Regions from separate parts of the Mus musculus genome. Here all the other regions are linked to region 1. A link is a loop called in an ENCODE intact Hi-C map of the cell type or tissue named here. Cell type or tissue: left cerebral cortex. All regions are shown on one strand.

Region 1 (2,500 bases):
AATAGTCTGCACTCACTGTAGAAAAGGATAAGTCCTCTGGTAACTGCTTTCCCAGCTTAAACTTTCCCAATACATTATGCTTTTATGCCTCTCTCTCTCTCTCTCTCTCTCTCTCTCTCTCTCTCTCTCTCACACACACACACACACACACACACACACACACACAAACGCACTTCCAGTTTTTCGACGACTTGGTATCTACTATTTCTGTGTGAATTTTTATTTTGTGCAGACTACCTTCCCCGGTGTCTTTCACAGACTTTACTTAATTTCTTTCAACTCTGTGTAAGCTCTAAATGCCTGTACTGCTTCTTCAGTTGCAACCACCACTGTGGACTATATTTTGCTTATATATTTATTGCCTTGCCCTAACAGGCAGTAAGTATTTGGAACGAAGGGATTCTATTTTACTTATTCTAAGCTCCTGATTAAAACGCACAGAGAACTCCTAGTTTATTATTTGTTAAATAAGACTTTTATTTGTTTGTTTGATTGTTTGTTTGTCTTGAGACAGGGTCTTTCTCTATAGTCCCTGGCTGTCCTAGAACTCCCTATGTAGAACAAAGTTGGTCTCAAATTACTAATACTTGCCTGCCTCTACCTCCTGAGTGCTAAAAATTAAAGGTGTGAGCCACCATATCTAGCAAGACATTAAAAAACAAAACAAATTAAAAAACCCTCCAAACACATGGAAAGTATAGGTTACAAATAGAAAAGGTGTAATTAGGAATAATTTATGATGAAGAAAGAAATTCTCATTTAAGCAGAAAAAAAAAAAAAAAAAGCCTGGAGAATATCAGTTTATCTTGTAAGTGGGCCAAGGGACAGCAGAGACTATTCCGTTAAAGGAACCTGGCTTTTGAACCACAGTTGTCTGATTGCTTTAGAAGGAAATTAATGTGCCACCTTTTTCTACCTCGGTGTCTAGTGGAAGGAATTTTATTCCACTCTACATTTTCCTGCTGCCTCGGTAAAGATTAAGGGCCAGAAACTCTTTCCTGTTAATCTCCGCCTAGCTAAACGCCTGGGCACCAGCATCACCTTGCAGAGCACTTGCTGGGTAGCCACAGGGCCCAGGCCCCCGCTCGCCCCTCCCGGCGGTCACGTGCGCGAGGATGCGAAAGCGGGCTCGCCATCCTCTTGCCGGCCCGCTCCTCCTCCTCCTGCCGAGGCTGTGCACCGCAGACGGCGCGAGGGGGAGCGAGCGAGCGGGCGCGGCCGGGTTCCGCAGCCCTGGCGCCCGCCGCCTCCCGCAGCCCCGCAATATGCCTCCGTGGCTCCCTGGCTCTTCGCCATGGCGAGGCTCTGCCGTCGCGTCCCCTGCGCCCTGCTCCTCGGCCTGGCCGCTGTGCTGCTGAAGGCGCGGCTGGTCCCCGCGGCCGCTAGAGCCGAACTCAGTCGCTCCGACCTCAGCCTCATCCAGCAGCAGCAGCAGCAGCAGCTGCAAGAGCAAAAGCAGCGGGAGGAGGCAGAGGAGGGGAGGCCGGAGGTGCCTGGGGCATCCTCTACTTTGGTGGCTCCAGGTACGTCTCGGTAGCCCAGCCCTGCTTTACTTCTTCTGTGCCAGCGATCGCATCAGGCTTCCCGGGATTCTTAGCTCCTTTCTCGTCTCCGCTTAGCCTATCTTTGCTGGTCTCAATTCCTTCGCGTCTTCCCAGGTTGCCCGTTCGGCCTTTAGCTCTTTGCTCGGGTGGGAAATCTTTCCCGCAGAGCACTGCAGTGGGCTTCAGAAGGGTCGGGGGCTGGGGGTGGGGTGGGGGTGGACGGTAAGGATGGTCAAGATGGGTGCCTGTTTCCACTATTCCACTAATCTTATTTTCCCTCTTCTTTCTACACACACACACACACACACACACACACACACACACACACACACACATACACACACACACACACACACACACACGCTCTCAAATCCCTTTAGCATTCTCTTCTCTATCCTCTCCTAGATACTGAGCAAACCGTCTTGCCATGTACACCCACACAGCGTTTGCACTGTTTCTCCCTGCCTGCTGTATTTAAATTTAGAACCGGGGAAGTGGGGGGGGGGGCGGGATCTCTATTTCTTTATATTTCTCTTCTTACCCCAGGAAAGATCCAAGGCGGCTTGCAAAAACAGGGAAAAAATGCATTTGCTACAATAAGATGAAAGAAAAAAAAATGAAACAGGAGTTTGTAGTTGAAGGAAGGGATGTGGGAGGGAGACAGGTAGCTTGGAGTGGTGTTTGGGTAGCATAACCAGCCCCTCCCCCTGAGGGGAATCTCCTTGTAGTGGAACTTAAATGAGCCATCTCTTGACTCATTCGGTAAAGGGTGATGAGATACGGGTGTAATTTATATGACCATCACAGTCCTCTATTTTCTGTTTCCCTCTCCCTCAGGTAAAGCTCTCCGAAGAGCAAAGAGCTGGGTTATCCGTTTAAATAGCTTTTACCCAGCCCACAATCCACTTAGTTACCTTTTACATTTTAAATTCTGTCTGGGCTTTGGGGGAAAAAAG
Region 2 (2,500 bases), 620 kb after region 1:
AGTAAATGTGCTAGAGTCATCAAAGAAACTATTTTAAAAATTATTTTGTGAAAATGTTGTTACAATATTCAGAAATAGCAATTCTTTTGTGTTTTTAATCATGAAAAATCCATTATTTATTTTTAAATAATTAATGTAATTAAAATCTAATGTACTCTAGCCCCTATAAGAATTCGCTATTTGAGAAGCACATAATTCTTATGCACTTACATCAAAAAGAAAATTTATTAAGGAAGTAAGTTGACTTCATATTGTACTATTTTACCTAGGAACTGTTGTTAGGAGTTTTTCCAAAGCAAAGGATAATTAATTGCATTTGGTAAAACAATTTTTACTCCTGAGAGTGAATATGCCACTACTGCAGCTAAAAAACTAATTCTGCTATATTTATACAAATCATTTATCAAAGGTAAATAATAATGTTTTAGTGAGTTTTGCTGTGCGTCAGATTTTTACAAGTGCAAAGTGTGAGTTTGAAGTGAGCAACCTATGCCTGTCATCCACACATGGAATTAAGTGCTTTCATGAGCCTGTAGTATTTCTTATAGTATTTCATAATGTCTTTCCCCAAGAGAGTCAAATTACATCAGAGTCGGCCAAAATTTTATCTCTCCACAAAGCCTGATTCTTGTTATGTCTTGGTGGGTTTGAACTCCTGTGGGAACTTGTCCGACTAGTGGTGTTCCTGAGAATCTGAAGACAGACTGCTGAGAGAAGAAAGAGTAGGGACTGGCAAACAGGAAGGTGGGACTTCAATGTAACAAATGTAGAAATGCCTGGTTTAAGAAAGGTGGAGTGGGCTCTGGCCATAAGCAGGCTGGGGGGAGGGGGGCCTAGTTTCTCAGTTCTAAGGGAGCTCTCCTTCCATGCTCAGGAGTGTTCCTGTTTGAATGAAAAGTATATATGGACCAGTAGTAAATCAAGACCAAGAATTAACGTGTGAACGGTTCATTTGAGACACAGAAATACCCTTTCCAAGAAAGATTTAAAATAATTCTATTTCTGGAACAGAGTTAGGTCACATTGAAAATGATGCTTTCTCCTCTCATGGCAGCAATTTATACTGGGCATGATATGAAATGCTTCATGTTTTCGAATACTAATCTTGATTGTGAAAATGAAAGTTTTTTTAATTTAAATTTGCATTTGACATCTTGACCCATGGGTCATTTTGTAAATGACTAATATATCTAAAAAACAAATTAATCACTCAATTCAGAGGCGACAGATAATTTTAATGTTTTTCAATACTAGGAGACACTGCTATTCACCCTACTGTCAGTATAATTTGGGAAATTATGTGTCTTTAGAAATTTATGATTTATCCTATTTTCTTCACACTTTCATTCATTTTATTTACTACCACCCCGTTCTCTAGAATATAAGTATTTATAACTATAAAATGATTGGTAATACACATAATGCATAAATTAAAGAGTAACATGATGCACTTTTGAATGAGACTCTGAAGACCTGTGGGAAGATACGGAGTTTTGTGGTAGTTGAGGCATTAGATATCTGCAGTCTTCTCCTGCCACCTAGTGTTAACTGTTCTCAAATCATAAAACCTGACTTGTTGGCGGGAGTCAAAGTCCTATTCCTTTTTCACTCTCAACTAGAAAAGATATGATGTGCTCTCGCTCGCTCGCTCGCTTGCTCGCTCTCTCTTTCTCGCTGTGTATGTGTGTGTGTGTGCTCAAATACGCACACGTGCACACATACACACACCAAATGCCCAATGTAGGACTTCTAAACAGCTGATGAGGACTACAAATCAGATTTTCAACAATTCCTAACACACTGGTAAATGTCCCTCACCTTCTAACAAGCCAACTTCTTTTAAGTTTGCAAAGTATTCATTCAAAACAATGTGACCAAAACTTAAACCTGAGTTAACCTTTCCCAAAGACTGTATTTCGTGCATATTCATTATCTCCAGGATCCAGCTCTTCAAAAGTTTAATCACCAGAAAGAAGTTTCTGAATAGTCACCCACTGAGCACAAATCAATTGATCGTCTACCAGGTTAAACAGTCAGACTGCAACTAGAATACAAAATTTGCCAAAAGAATCATTCTCTCCTCTTGAGATTTTGCTTAAAACATTCTTATTCTTTGGAACCTTTGAAATATTTACACATATATCTGATATAAACTGATCATATCTCCCCCTAACTCCATTCTTCCCACTTCAAGTCTCCCCTCTCCTTTCTCTCTCTTTTAATAACTTATTGAGTCTAATTAGTGCTGCTCATATGCACATGTCTAAAAGGGACATCTTTGGGATATGGGAATCTATCAGTGTCCTTACTCCTAAAGAAAAGTCGCTCTCTCCCGGCAAGCATCTACAGTCAATAGTGTCTCATCCAGGTGTGGGGGGTGTGGTCTTTCTCTTCTACCATGGTGGAATGATGACTGGCTTGATCTGGTGCAGGTCTTGTAACCATAGCTTCTGTGCGCTCATTGTGACAGCCATGTCATGTCCAGGGGACAGGATTTCAT
Region 3 (2,500 bases), 84 kb before region 1:
AGTTGAAGGCCAGCCTGGTTTACAGAAAGAATTCGGGGATAGCCAGGACTACACAGAGAAAAGCTACCTCATCCCACCTGCCAAAAACCCAACCAAACAAAATTATGCTTAGTATTGGCAAAGGCACCTGTATATTCACTATATATTCAGCAAGCATTAGAATCCACAGTATTGTATGTCATTATCTGTTGCATATATTGATAGTTCCTTTTTTCCTTTCCTTTCCTTTCTCTCCCTCCTTCCCTCCTTCTCTCTCTCTCTCTCTCTCTCTCTCTCTCTTTCTTTCTCTCTCTCTCTCTGCCTGCCCGTGCCTCCCAAGTGCTGGGATTAAAGGCATGCATTACCATGCCTGGCTTAAAAACTTTTAAAGGAGAACTATGTAGTAAAATGTTAATAAAAGAGCTCCCCCTATGTGAAAAAAATTGATTAAGGAGGAGAGTAGCTGTGATCCCCACATATTCCAGTTTCAGAAATCTAAATACTACGGAACGGGTTCACTTCTTCTTTTTCTTTTTCTTTTTGTAAATTTTATTTATTTGAATTTTATATATATGATGAGTACACTGTCCCTGTCTTCAGACAAAGCAGAAGATGGCATCAGATCCCATTACAGATGGTTGTGAGCTGCCATGTGGTTGCTGGGATTTGAACTCAGAACCTTTGGAAGAGCAGTCAGTGCTCTTAACCGCTGAGCCATCTCTCCAGCCCCTCTTTTTTCTTATAATAGAAGATTATGAGTGAGAATATCATCTTCATATTGTTATGGAAATGAATGCATCAGTACTCACTAAAAAGAAGTGTTAAGCAAAGCTTCCAGAATGGAGCCGGGCATTGTGGTAGAAAATGCTTAGAAAATGCATCTGTAATCTTAGCACTTGAGAGATGGAGGTAGGAGGATCAGGAGTTCAAGCCCCACTTATGTCCTGTGTTCCAGGCCTGCTGGGGTAACATGATACCTTTTCTCAGAACAGAAAAGGCCCTAGTTTCAAGTTCTTTATCTCCATTAGGAACAATATTGCAATAGCTGTGGGCCAGTTAGCCCGAATTAGCCGTGTTAACTCAGCTAAAAATGAATTCTATTTGCATCAGGAGATGTTGGTTGCACCTCCACTTCTATTAATGGAACCCTCCTTTCTCTGTTGCCCTGGAGATCATTTCATATTCCTCCCTCTGATTTTCTATTTTACTTTGCCTCTCCTGCTACACTCCTCTGAGATTAGTCACTGCTTAGTCACCAGGCAGAAGGACTTACAATCTCTTCCTTGATAATGCTTCCTTGCTGCTAGCTCGCTTTCTGCTTCTGCTTCTCACTTGAGCCTGGCTCTGGGCGGCTCAGAGCTTCTTGAATCATTCTGCCTATTTGGCTGATAGACCTGCAAAACATGTTATATGTTTCTACTGCTTTTATATTTCCAAAACTTTTTTTTTTCAGTAGTTCCATTGGCAGAGGAAATCCAAACCCAGATTAAGGCCTCCTGAAGGAAAATTTTCAAATTTCCATGTCACAATACCTTAGAAAATGACTCAAAGTAGTGTACTTACCTGAAGTCCCAGCACCCAGAATGCTGAGGCAGGAGAGGATTGTCACAAGTTTGAGGCCAGCCTGGGCTAGGTAGTGAGTTCCAGGATGGCTAGCTTTGGCTACAGAGTGAGACCTGGTCTCAAAAACGCACACCCACCCCCCAAAAAGAAAAAAAAGTGCATGTTTTAATAAACTTGAATGTACTGTGTTGGTTAATTTTCTCCATCATAAATAATACATCTGGTTAAACTACAGTCTTTATTATTTGGAAAGCAAACCTTAGGTCTATTCCTTTCGGTTAAGATCATAGATTTATTGGGTGGATGTGATGGTTGGTGGATACCTTAATTCCCAGGCCTCGGGATGCAGAGGCAGGGCAATGCCTGTGAGTTCCAGGGCCGTGCATGAAATGTGGTAGTTACTGTCTCCGTTTTACTTTACATAGTTGTTGACCCAAAGCATTTGTTTGTTTGTAGAGAAAATCTGAAACTTGAATTACACCTCAACTATTTTATACACATTTCCTTTTATGTATATAAATAGTGTTTTTTTTTTCAGGAGTTCCCATTGGACACCTCAGAGTCAGCTACGTATATGAAACAAGCTTTATCTCGGAAAGGCCAGTGCTGAGAGCAGCCAAAGAGCTTAGTTCATTTGGAAAGTTTGGAAGTGTACTTGTCATTGTTTGGCCAGCTGCCCTGCTTGGTAGCCAGACTTGTATTCTGTGAAGCAACTGCCCTTCCTCTTCTGCACTGGGTAGGAAGTGCAGCTCAGGGCCATCCTCACAGCGTGTCTCTTTCCCCTCTTTCTCTTCCCACCCCCACCCAAACTGCTTTCTCCTTCCCATCTCTTGCCTTCCGCTCCTCTCGCTCCTCTCTCTCTCTTTCTCTCTATCTCTTCCTTTCTTTTCCTGCTGCTTCTTAGCATCTCCCCCCATTCCTTGGCATCGCATGAATAGCACACTCATTTCTGGAGTCC

What was found. A loop is a pair of places that touch in the nucleus more often than their neighbours do. Peaks named below come from ENCODE experiments on the same cell type or tissue, not always from the same donor. Only the 100,000 strongest peaks of a DNase experiment are listed, where the experiment ranks them.
Region 2: it touches region 1 in a loop (5-fold over the local background); 11 of 42 quality-filtered maps call a loop at or near these places.
Region 3: a loop joins it to region 1, with 9 times the contacts of the local background. A loop is called at or near these places in 4 of 42 quality-filtered maps.

The regions. Positions count from the first base shown.
Region 1 is chr2:83,811,455-83,813,954 of GRCm38, forward strand. Fam171b (family with sequence similarity 171, member B) reads left to right here and starts at 1,158. Exons shown (of 8, transcript NM_175514.3): 1 at 1,158-1,523. The coding sequence starts at 1,295. In left cerebral cortex, a CTCF peak has its summit at 1,191; DNase peaks (open chromatin) are centred at 1,160 and 2,077; H3K4me3 peaks cover 1,710 bases; H3K27ac peaks cover 1,635 bases.
Region 2 is chr2:84,428,402-84,430,901 of GRCm38, forward strand. No RefSeq gene overlaps it. Among named protein-coding and RNA genes, the nearest start is that of Calcrl, 4.4 kb to the left of the region's middle. In left cerebral cortex, a CTCF peak has its summit at 1,542 (motif pointing left); a DNase peak (open chromatin) is centred at 1,541.
Region 3 is chr2:83,727,319-83,729,818 of GRCm38, forward strand. All of the region lies in intron 1 of Itgav (integrin alpha V), which reads left to right. Among named protein-coding and RNA genes, the nearest start is that of Itgav, 4.2 kb to the left of the region's middle. In left cerebral cortex, no CTCF peak of the experiment used is centred here; DNase peaks (open chromatin) are centred at 1,148 and 2,219; H3K27ac peaks cover 2,332 bases.